Regions from separate parts of the Mus musculus genome. Here region 1 is linked to region 2. Evidence: chromatin contacts called from ENCODE POLR2A ChIA-PET data. All regions are on one chromosome and are shown on one strand. Each heading gives the region's core, a stretch centred on a gene start or an enhancer-like site at or near the end of the contact. The rest is flanking DNA. Distances are from core to core; before and after follow the strand shown. Region 1 holds the start of Slc1a5 (solute carrier family 1 (neutral amino acid transporter), member 5). Region 2 holds the start of Ccdc9 (coiled-coil domain containing 9).

What was found. ChIA-PET counts read pairs that join two places held with the same protein, here RNA polymerase II (POLR2A).
Region 1: POLR2A ChIA-PET joins it to region 2 with 17 read pairs in embryonic stem cell. The contact joins the promoter of Slc1a5 here to the promoter of Ccdc9 in region 2. POLR2A ChIA-PET finds 5 or more read pairs at or near these places in 2 of 5 experiments (Patski and embryonic stem cell).

The regions. Positions count from the first base shown.
Region 1 is chr7:16,778,223-16,782,952 of GRCm38, forward strand. Slc1a5 (solute carrier family 1 (neutral amino acid transporter), member 5) reads left to right here and starts at 3,124. Exons shown (of 9, transcript NM_009201.2): 1 at 3,124-4,253. The coding sequence starts at 3,679.
Region 2 is chr7:16,284,048-16,289,111 of GRCm38, forward strand. It overlaps Ccdc9 (coiled-coil domain containing 9), which reads right to left and starts at 2,733. Exons shown (of 14, transcript NM_001382411.1): 1 at 2,653-2,733; 2 at 448-499; 3 at 224-328. The coding sequence starts at 453.

The DNA of each region.
Region 1 (4,730 bases), core at 1,874-4,373, 490 kb after region 2:
TCTATGGGAGCCATCTATCTTGGTTTTTGGGATAGGGTCTGTCATTGGCCTGAAAGCCACTGATCTGGCCCCAGATGAGTTTTCTTTCTTCCCCGTAGCGGGATTACAAGTGGACATTACCAGTCCCATAAATTTTCTTTCCTTTTCTTTTTTAATAATTTATTTATTTTAATTTGTGCGCATGTATGTCTTACTTGTGTGATGGTAATGGATCCCCTGGAACTGGAGTTACAGATACTTCCATCTGGGTGCTAGGAATTGAACTCAGGCCTCATGCAAATGAACACCAAGCATTTTACCCACTGTGCCATCTCCTTAGCCTTCTTACTGCATTTCCATTCGTAGGTCTTTGGAGCCCAGGGCAGCAGCCTTGTCTGAAACAATAGCCTCTTTCTCTCTTTATTTTGGTTCCTTGTTAGCTGTTTATTTAGCTGGTACCAAGGATGATATGGATATCAGGGCCTTGCACATGCTAAGCATCTGTTCTGGCACTGAGCTGTATTTATAGGCCCTATTTTTTTTTTTTTTTTAATTTTAAACACTCACTGTATAGCCCAGGCTAGACTCTGTCAGAATCTCTTATGCAATGTATGGAAGCATCCATCACTTGTCAATAAAATGCAGTTGACCAAGCCGGGCATGGTGGCCCACGCCTTTAATTCCAGCACTTGGGAAGCAGAGGCAGGCAGATTTCTGAGTTCGAGGCCAGCCTGGGCTACAAAGTGAGTTCCAGGACAGCCAAGGCTATACAGAGAAACCGTGTCTCAAAAAACAAAAACAAAAACAAAAACAAAACAAAAAACAACAACAACAAAATGCCTAGGCAGGAAATGGGGAGGTGGAAGTTCTGTATAGAGAGGATTTCTGGGATAGAGTCAGACACTGGAGATCACCCTAAACTCTGAGGAAGATGGTCACATGAACCTGAGGAGAGAAAAGTAGCCACATGGTAGCACTTAGAAGAAGATAAACAGTATAATTGAGTTAGGGGCTAGTGGGAACAAATAAGCCAAAGCCTCTGGCCCGGGCAACTATTCATAAGAATTCAGTTTCAGAGTCGTCGTTTGTGATCTGGGGGTGGGGGGAGCCTGCAGTCACATCCCTCCACGCGCTAGCCAGGCTGCTTCAGTGGGTATGGACTAGGTTCCACAGCAATCACAAAGGGTCCCCACTGCCTGCTGGGTTACAAAGAGGAGGGTTTAGATGCTGGAGAGCTGGCTGCTCTTCCAAAGGACCCTGTTTCACTTCACAGCACCCACATGGCGGCTCACAACCATCTGTGACTACAGATCTAACCAATTCAATGCCCTCTTTCAGCCTCTAGGGATATCAGACACATATGGCACACAGACACAGATGCCTGTGAAACACCCATACATGTAAAATAATAAGATGAAAATAAAATAAAATGAAATAAAACACAGAAGCAAAGGTTTATTGCTCAGCCATTCGTGTTATGTCGGATTCTAATAGATCTGCCCTGCCTCTCTCCTCCCTTGCTTCTTCCTTCCCTTCCTTCCTTCTCCCCACTCTCTCCCTTCTTTGAGAAAAGATAATAATACATTCTTTTCCAGTAAATTCAAAAATTAACAACACTATCCTTCAAAAGCTATGATGGAGCCGGGTGGTGGTGGTGGTGGTGGTGGTGGTGGCGGCACATGCCTTTAATACCAGCAGGGAGGCAGAGGCAGGTGGATTTTGGAGTTCAAGGCCAGTCTGGTCTACAGAGCAAGTTCTAGGATAGTCAGAGTCACACGAAGAAACCCTGCTTCCTTCTCCAACAAGCCCTCCCTGCCCTCTCTCAGGCTAGCCTTTCCCAGCAGCCCCTCATTCCCATCTTTACTCTGATGTCTGTGGCCCAGGCTGGTCATGACCTTGGAATCCTTCCATAGTTGGGATTGCAGTCCTGAGAGCTGCGGGTGAGCGCCTGGTAGAACAGACTGAGCCCTGTAGCCTCCTTTGCTCCACCTCCAGGCAAGCTCCAGACTTTCCAAAAGAGCCATTCTTCAGGGCGTTTCTCAAGTGGTCAACAGAGTTCAGGAAGGGACTCTTGGCTGTCCTCCTCCTTCAGCCCAGCCTCTCACTACCCTGCTTCACCCTTTGGGAAGCCCCAGACCTTTCTCCCACTGATGAAATCACAAGGAATCCGGGTAGGAGGTTGGGCCAAAGAGCTGGCTGGAACCAGTTTGAGTATTTCTCTTACTAGGGGCAGGCAGTGGGGCAGAACGCTCCTAGCCAATCCTGATCCACAAACTTCAGCCTCATTTTCCCCACCCTACATGTCCCAAAGATTCTGGATTCAGCAGACCTCTTTCCTCCTCCTCTTCCTCCTCCTCCTCCTCCTCCTCTCTAAGTCTGTTATTCTTACAGTTGATGGGTAACAGTGTCTAAACTAAGAATGTTTGTGGTGAACTGGCCATTTAAATATTTTTTGCTACATTTATTTATATATTTGTTTATTTGTGTGTGTTGCATGTGCCATGCTCCTGTGGGGAGGACCCAATCTGTGACTATCTGAGGAAAGAGACTGGGTTGCAGCTCAAGCATGAGGGCCTGAGTTCAAATCCCCCACATTCAATGTTGGGGCCTACTGGCCCCTCCTCCCTCCCTTTCCCCAATTTGTTTCTACAGACTGGGTTTCTTTTTCTTTATGTAGCCCTGGCAGCCCTAGAACTCGCTCTGTAGACCAACCAAGGCTGATCTTGAACTCACAGAGATCTATCTGCCTGCCTCTGCCTCCTGAGAGCAGGGATTAAAGGTGTGTGCCACTCATCTGTCTGCCCTTTCTAGGGGTCCTTCTGTGGAATATCAGATATGATCCACAATTAGATTCTTTTGACCAGTGGTGAGGTGCGTGTGGGTGGGTGTGGGTTGGATAGTTTCCCAACGCCCCGCCCCTTTTGGAGGCTTTGCACCCTTTCTGGCTCGATGCCCTTGCCCCGGCCCCGCCCCTGGCTATGCATTGTTATTCACCCTAGGTTGCCCACTGTGATCTTGGCTCCGCCCCTCGCTCGCCACCTGGCGCCGAATGTTCCATAACCAATCAGCGCTTGCGGGACGGCCTCCGCCTTTTCAAGTCCCGCCCTCCGCTTTTTCAAGTCACGCCCCTCCGCCTTTAATCCTGGTCGCTTCCGTCTAGCAGCCTCAGAGACACGCGGCGCGGCCTGGGAGGTTTCTCCTTGGCGCCACTTTCCATATCCCCCGGGCTGCTTCCTATTTGCATCTGGAAATTTGATTTTTCTCTCCAGAGCCCGAAACGCTCGGTCCACTCCTTCTAGGGCTCCAGTACCCAAGAGTCCGAGAGCCAGGCGTCCTAATCCTGGGATCTCGGTCTCCCGGAGCAAGGCATCCCGGATCTATGCCACTTGGGTTGAGCTTCCTGAAGACCTCAGCTACCTGAGTTTCCTTACTCCTTCAGGGAGTCAAAGAACCCTCTGAAGAGCTGTTCCCTACTCCAACAAGGCGCTCTCAACTCCCAGTTTTCGGGGATTCGACATCACCAGGAAAAATAAAGGGATCTCCGCATACAGCTCAGGGAGCCTAGGACCCTCCAGTTTCCGAGATCCGGTGGACGCATAACTTCAAGGACCGCTGCAAAGTTTCAGCCTCCATTCTCGGTCCTAAGGACGTCACACCTAGTCTCCAGGCTCACAAGGAACCTCCCTGTTACGGCTCAGCATGGCAGTGGATCCCCCTAAGGCTGACCCCAAAGGGGTAGTAGCGGTGGATTCCACCGCGAACGGTGGCCCCGCGCTGGGATCCAGAGAGGACCAGAGTGCGAAAGCAGGTGGTTGCTGCGGTTCCCGTGACCGGGTGCGCCGCTGCATTCGCGCCAACCTGCTGGTGCTGCTCACGGTGGCTGCGGTGGTGGCTGGCGTGGGGCTGGGGCTGGGGGTCTCGGCGGCGGGCGGTGCTGACGCGCTGGGTCCCGCGCGCTTGACCGCTTTCGCCTTCCCGGGAGAGCTGCTGCTGCGTCTGCTGAAGATGATCATCCTGCCGCTCGTGGTGTGCAGCCTGATCGGAGGTGCAGCCAGCTTGGACCCTAGCGCGCTCGGTCGTGTGGGCGCCTGGGCGCTGCTCTTTTTCCTGGTCACCACACTGCTCGCGTCGGCGCTCGGCGTGGGTTTGGCCCTGGCGCTGAAGCCGGGCGCCGCCGTTACCGCCATCACCTCCATCAACGACTCTGTTGTAGACCCCTGTGCCCGCAGTGCACCAACCAAAGAGGTGCTGGATTCCTTTCTAGATCTCGTGAGGTACGTTCCCGCCAGGCAGTGGGGTGGTTAGGGGCCAGTGCAAGCGTGCAATCTTTCTGCTTTACCCCCTCTGAGTACAGGGATTACCCGTGTGTGCCGCCACTAGTCACCAAGGTTGAGTCCTCCAGATTGAGTCATGCCTTCTAGAATCTAGGAAAATAAGGTAACGGTGACAGGACCGCTAACATCTTGGAAGGGTGAACTTTTACGGAAGTTCTCCAAATTTGGGGGCGGGCCTAAACATGGAGGGCTTTTAGAGGAAGGAAAAATAATAAGCCTTCTTAGTCTTGTTACGCTTTTTGGAGACAGTACAGGGTCTCGTACAGCCAAGCCTGTCCTTGAACTCTCCTTAGCGCCCTACCTCCATCACCCTAGTGGCTGGGATGAAGGAGCATCATTTAGCTTACTGAAAACAAGTCTGCTACAAGTATCTCAGGCTGCTCTCTTGCCTCGGCCTCCTTCCTTGGCTTGCAAGGG
Region 2 (5,064 bases), core at 1,483-3,982:
GCAGGGACTCTGAAGGCATCAGTGAGCAAAGTGTGAATCCATGAATGAAAGAATGTATGAATGAATGAATGAATGACAGGATGGAGGGAGGGAGGCCAGACCACGGTCTTTGGCTTGCATCCTGTGAGTGAAAGGGAAACATGAGAACGCTTGAAGGGAGAGGTGGGGAAAACTCACTGCGGGGAGGAGAGGGGATGGGGTCTCCAGGGCAGGGCTAGGGCACCTGGTAGCGCCGGATGAGGGCCTCATTCTTCCGACGAAGAGCCTCGATCCTCTTGTCCAATTCTGCATCCTTCTCCTCCTTTGACTTCAAATCTAGTGTGGTAGCCTGTGGTAAGGAAGCAATTGAAAGGCGGAAAGAAAAATCTTCCTGCCACATGGGCATTTTACCCAGGACCTAAGGGTTTGGTCTCTGTAGGGCACCTTGCCCACCCCTCTCCAGCTCACCATCATTGGCTGTAATCTCCCTCACAGAAAATACATGTAGCACTGGAAGCTCCTGCAAGCAGAGAGAACAGTATGTTAAGATCAACAGCATTCTGAAATGCTGTCTCTTCTCCTTTATTGAGGGTTCCAAAAACACAGACTCACAGGAAAATGCACTTGTACTTCATCAAGGGAATTCTCAAGTACTAGCCTCGCCTCTCTAAACACAAACCCCGCCCTTCAGTTCTAGATCCACCCATGCAATTAGTCAGACCCACCTTGGGAAAATTCTGACCCACCCCTGTAACTCATACTAATTCCTCCAAAGGCGTCAGTCCAGGCTCCATTTCCTATGACAATTTTAGCCAGGATCTGGATCTCAATAGGTCAGCTACAATCTTTCCTTCCAACCTGCAAAAGTTACTTCTAGAGGGCCAGAGGGATCTCCTGGAGTAAAGGTGCTTGCTGCAAGCCTGGAGACCTGAGTTCAATCCCCAGGACCCACAAAGGAGGAGAGAAATGATTCCCACCAGTTGTCCTCCGACCTCCATGTGATCCCGCACACATGCACAAAATAAATAAATCATAATGAAAGCCGGACAGTGGTGGCGCACGCCTTTAATCCCAGCACTTGGGAGACAAGAGGCAGGCGGATTTCTGAGTTTGAGGCCAGCCTGGTCTACAGAGTGAGTTCCAGGACAGCCAAGGCTCGAAAAACAAAACAAACAAACAAAAATCATAATGAAAAACGGTTCCAACTCTGTCTGCCCAACACGGACTTTAGTCCATGACTCCCCAGCCCCCAGCATCCTAAAAAGGCACTCATCCTACCAAGGCGGAAAAGATTCAGCAAGCAGGCCCAGGATCCACCGCAGGGGCCTTCCTGGACCAGACTTGACCTTCATAGTGATACTCAAGGCAGATGACAGAACTTCTACAGAGGCTTACAAGAGAAAACTGCCAGCAGCAACCGCATCCCTGACCTGCAAAAACGTCTGTGGTCCCACCCCTACCTAGGGTGAAACTTCAAGCCCCTCCTTTCCCTCCAGACTTCTGGCCCCGCCCACCAAAAATTCACACTCTGGCGCCACCTCCAATTTAACTGGCCCGCCCCCCAACAGACTGGGAAACATTCTGACCCCGCCTCTGAGTTCCCTACTTCCCTGCCTGTGTTTGGCCCCGCTCCCCAGCTCAGTAAAAACTTCCTAACTCTATCCCCGCCATTCGCCATTCTCCACCAGCACCCTAGCCCCACCCGCAAAATCCCTGACATCGTAGCTCCACCTCCACCCAGTCTCAGCCAGCCCCTGGACCCTCCCCTAGCTTCTGGGCAAGAATCAGGACCCAGCACCAGAACCAAAAAACTTTCCTGCCTAGCCCAGGAAGTCTCCGCCCCAAACACTAGTCCCATGCAATAAATAATGTAACCACGCCCTAGTGCAGCAATCAATACCTAAAACACTGAGGACAACATTCCGGCTACACCCCCAGCATCTTGACCAAACCCAGCACAACACCGCAACTCAGTCATCACCTCTTCACTCAAAGCCCAAACCCTGCCCCTTTCCCCACTCCCCTCCAAACTTTGGCCCCGCCCCAAACACATCCACCCCCCCTTAGCTCCACCCCTGGCCCTCATGACCACGCCCTGTGGCACTCCCTACAGCAAAGACTAACTTGTAAGGCCCCAAGCAATACTCTAGCCCCGCCCCCATCTTACTCCGCCCACCATTTTTGACCACTCCCCCAGGTTCACCCGCCTACCGACCAAACTCCACCCCTTACACGCCCCAACACTTTAGCCCCGCCCCCAGTTTCCACCGTGCTAACGCCCAGACTCCGCCTCTTATCCCCATCCTACACTCTTTGATCCCGCCCCCAGCGTCTCCGCCCAACGTCCCGAGCCGGGCCCCTAGTCCTCCAGGCAAAACTCTGGCCCCGCCCCCAGACCGACACAGCGTTGCAAGCCCCGCCCCACTCTGGCAGCCGCCAGGGCTTCGGGCCTGCCAGCACCCGCGCGTCTGGCTCTGCCCACGTGTTCACCGCCCAACCTCAGCACCCCTCAAGCGACACATGTGGGCGTCGGGTTCCCGCCCCCCGCAGAGTACCCTGACCCCGCCCCCGCCGGCGGCTCGCCTCCCAGTCCGCGCGCGTTCACGCTCCCCTCACGTGGGCGACCAGGCCCCGCCCTCTCCGGGCGCGCTCCCGGCCCCCTCCCCCGGTCACCTGTCCCGGAGACCCCGCGGTGTCTGCGACTCCGGCTTCGTCCGCCTTCGCGTCCACAGCTCCCGGGCCTCACTCGTCACTTCCGGCCCGCACCACGTGAAGAGAGGAAATAAGTAGGGCACTTCCGGTCTTGACATCCCATTTCCGGGTGCCTTAAAGGGTCCGCACCCGCTCAGGCTCTGCAGAAGGTAGCAGAAGCCTGTTTCTTCTTTCTGATTTCAGGGATTGGACTGGGGGCACGAGGTGGGACTTGAACCCACAGACATGTAGCCCTAAATCTCTGGGCTCCTTTTTTGGCTTACTGATTTCCGATTTTACTAAGTAGAAATCAGACATTTTACAGGGACCCCAGAAAACCTAAACTGGTTTCATTACCTCTTCTTGCAAATGAAACCTTAATTATAGAAACTGTAACCAATTCATAAAAATAGAAAAAAAAATTTAATCAACTATATAGGGGCTGGAGAGATTGCTCAGTAGTTAAGAACACTGTCTGCTCCTCCAGAGTTCAATCCCCAGCAACCACATGGTGACTCACAACGATCTGTAATGGAATCCAATTCCCTCTTCTGGTCTGTCTGAAGACAGTGACAGTGCACTCACATGAAGTCTTTAAAATATATATATATATATATATTTTTTTTTTTTTTAAATCAACATTATCCAGGCGTGGTGGCACAAGCCTTTGATCCCAGCACTTGGGAGGCAGAGGCAGGCGGATTTCTGAGTTCGAGGCCAGCCTGGTCTACAGAGTGAGTTCCAGGACAGCCAGGACTACACAGAGAAACCCTGTCTTGAAAAAAAAAAAAAAAAAAAAAAGGAAAAAAGTCAACTACAAAGCTGGGCGTCGTGGCAAAATACGTCCACTACAAAAGCAATGTTCTTTCTGATTTGAAGAAGCAACAAAAAGGAGCTAGTAGAATCTTCCAAGTTATTTAAAGCATGCCTTTTTTTGTATTTATAATAATTAAAAATAACTTATCAGATATGTCTATTTTATCAACTGGCAAAACAATAAAAGTACAATAAATTCATATTAAAAAATCAACTATACAAAGCTGGGTGTCATGCCTCTAATTACAGCACTTGGGAGACTGAGGCAGGAGGATTGCCTCGGGGTCAAAAACAGCATGATAGATAGATAGATAGAGAGAGAGAGAGAGAGAGAGAGAGAGAGAGAGAGGGAGGGAGGGAGGGAGGGAGGGAGAGAAAAAGCAGGGTGACATGGCTGAGAGAGTAAAGACACTGGGCCAATTATGACCTCAGTTTGACCCCTGGACTGTCAGGTGCACAACCTCTTCTACCTGTTGAGCAATGTGCTGGCACTTTAATTATTACTTTTTTAAAAAAAAAATATCTGTACTGGCTTGGTTTGTTGTCCTTAACACAAGTTAGAGTCATCAGAGAGGTAGGAGCCTCAGTTGTGAAAATGCTGCCATGTAAGTCACCATGTGGTTGCTGGGGATTGATCCAGCTGTAGGGCATTTTCATAATTAGTGATTGATGGGGGAGGGCCTAGCCCATTGTGAGTGGTGCCTGATCTCTGAACTGATGGTCCTGGGTTCTATAGGAAAGCAGGCTGAGACAGCTGTTGGGAAGCAAACCAGTAAGTACCACTCCTTCATGACCTCTGCATTAACTGCTGCCCCCAGGTTGTAGCTTTTTGGTGTTTGTCTGGAGAGCAAACACACTGGGTTCCTACTCTGATTAAGTTCCTATCCTGACTTTCTCCAATGATGGATTTTGATATGAAAACCAACCAAATAAACCCTTTACTCCCAACTTGCTTTCTGGTCACGTGTTGCATCTCAGCAATAAAATGTTGACTAAGACAATATCTCAGTTGGCCCCAAACTCCTGACTCTCCTGCTTCAGCCTCTTCAGTGCTAGGGTAGGATTACAGGTCTGAGCAGCTCTGCCCACCAAACTGACCACCTTAAGCTGCTGTAAGATATCCCATCTGACAAATGGCCACAATATGTCCAACCTGTCTCATGGGTGTTAGAGTTATTTCTGTTAGCAGGAATTGCCAACAATACTTCACTGAAATTCAACAGGGGCAACTCTGCCTGTCTGCCTGTCTGTCTGTGTACCTGCTTGCCTGCCTACATGCCTGTCTGTGTGCCTGTGTGCCTGTGTGCCTGTGTGCCTGTGTGCCTGTCTGTCTGTGTACCTGCTTGCCTGCCTACATGCCTGCATGCCTGTCTGTGTGCCTGCCTGCCTGTTTGCCTGTGTGTGTGTGTGTGTGTGTGTGTGTGTGTGTGTGTGTGTGTGTGTGTGTTGTACACAAAGCAGGCTCGTGACCAGGTTCTGTCACTTAGCTACATCTGCAGTCTAATTTTGTTGTTCTTTTGTTTTTCTTTTAAACAGAAACATAAGCTGGCCCTGGGCAGTGGTGGTGAGCACCTTAAA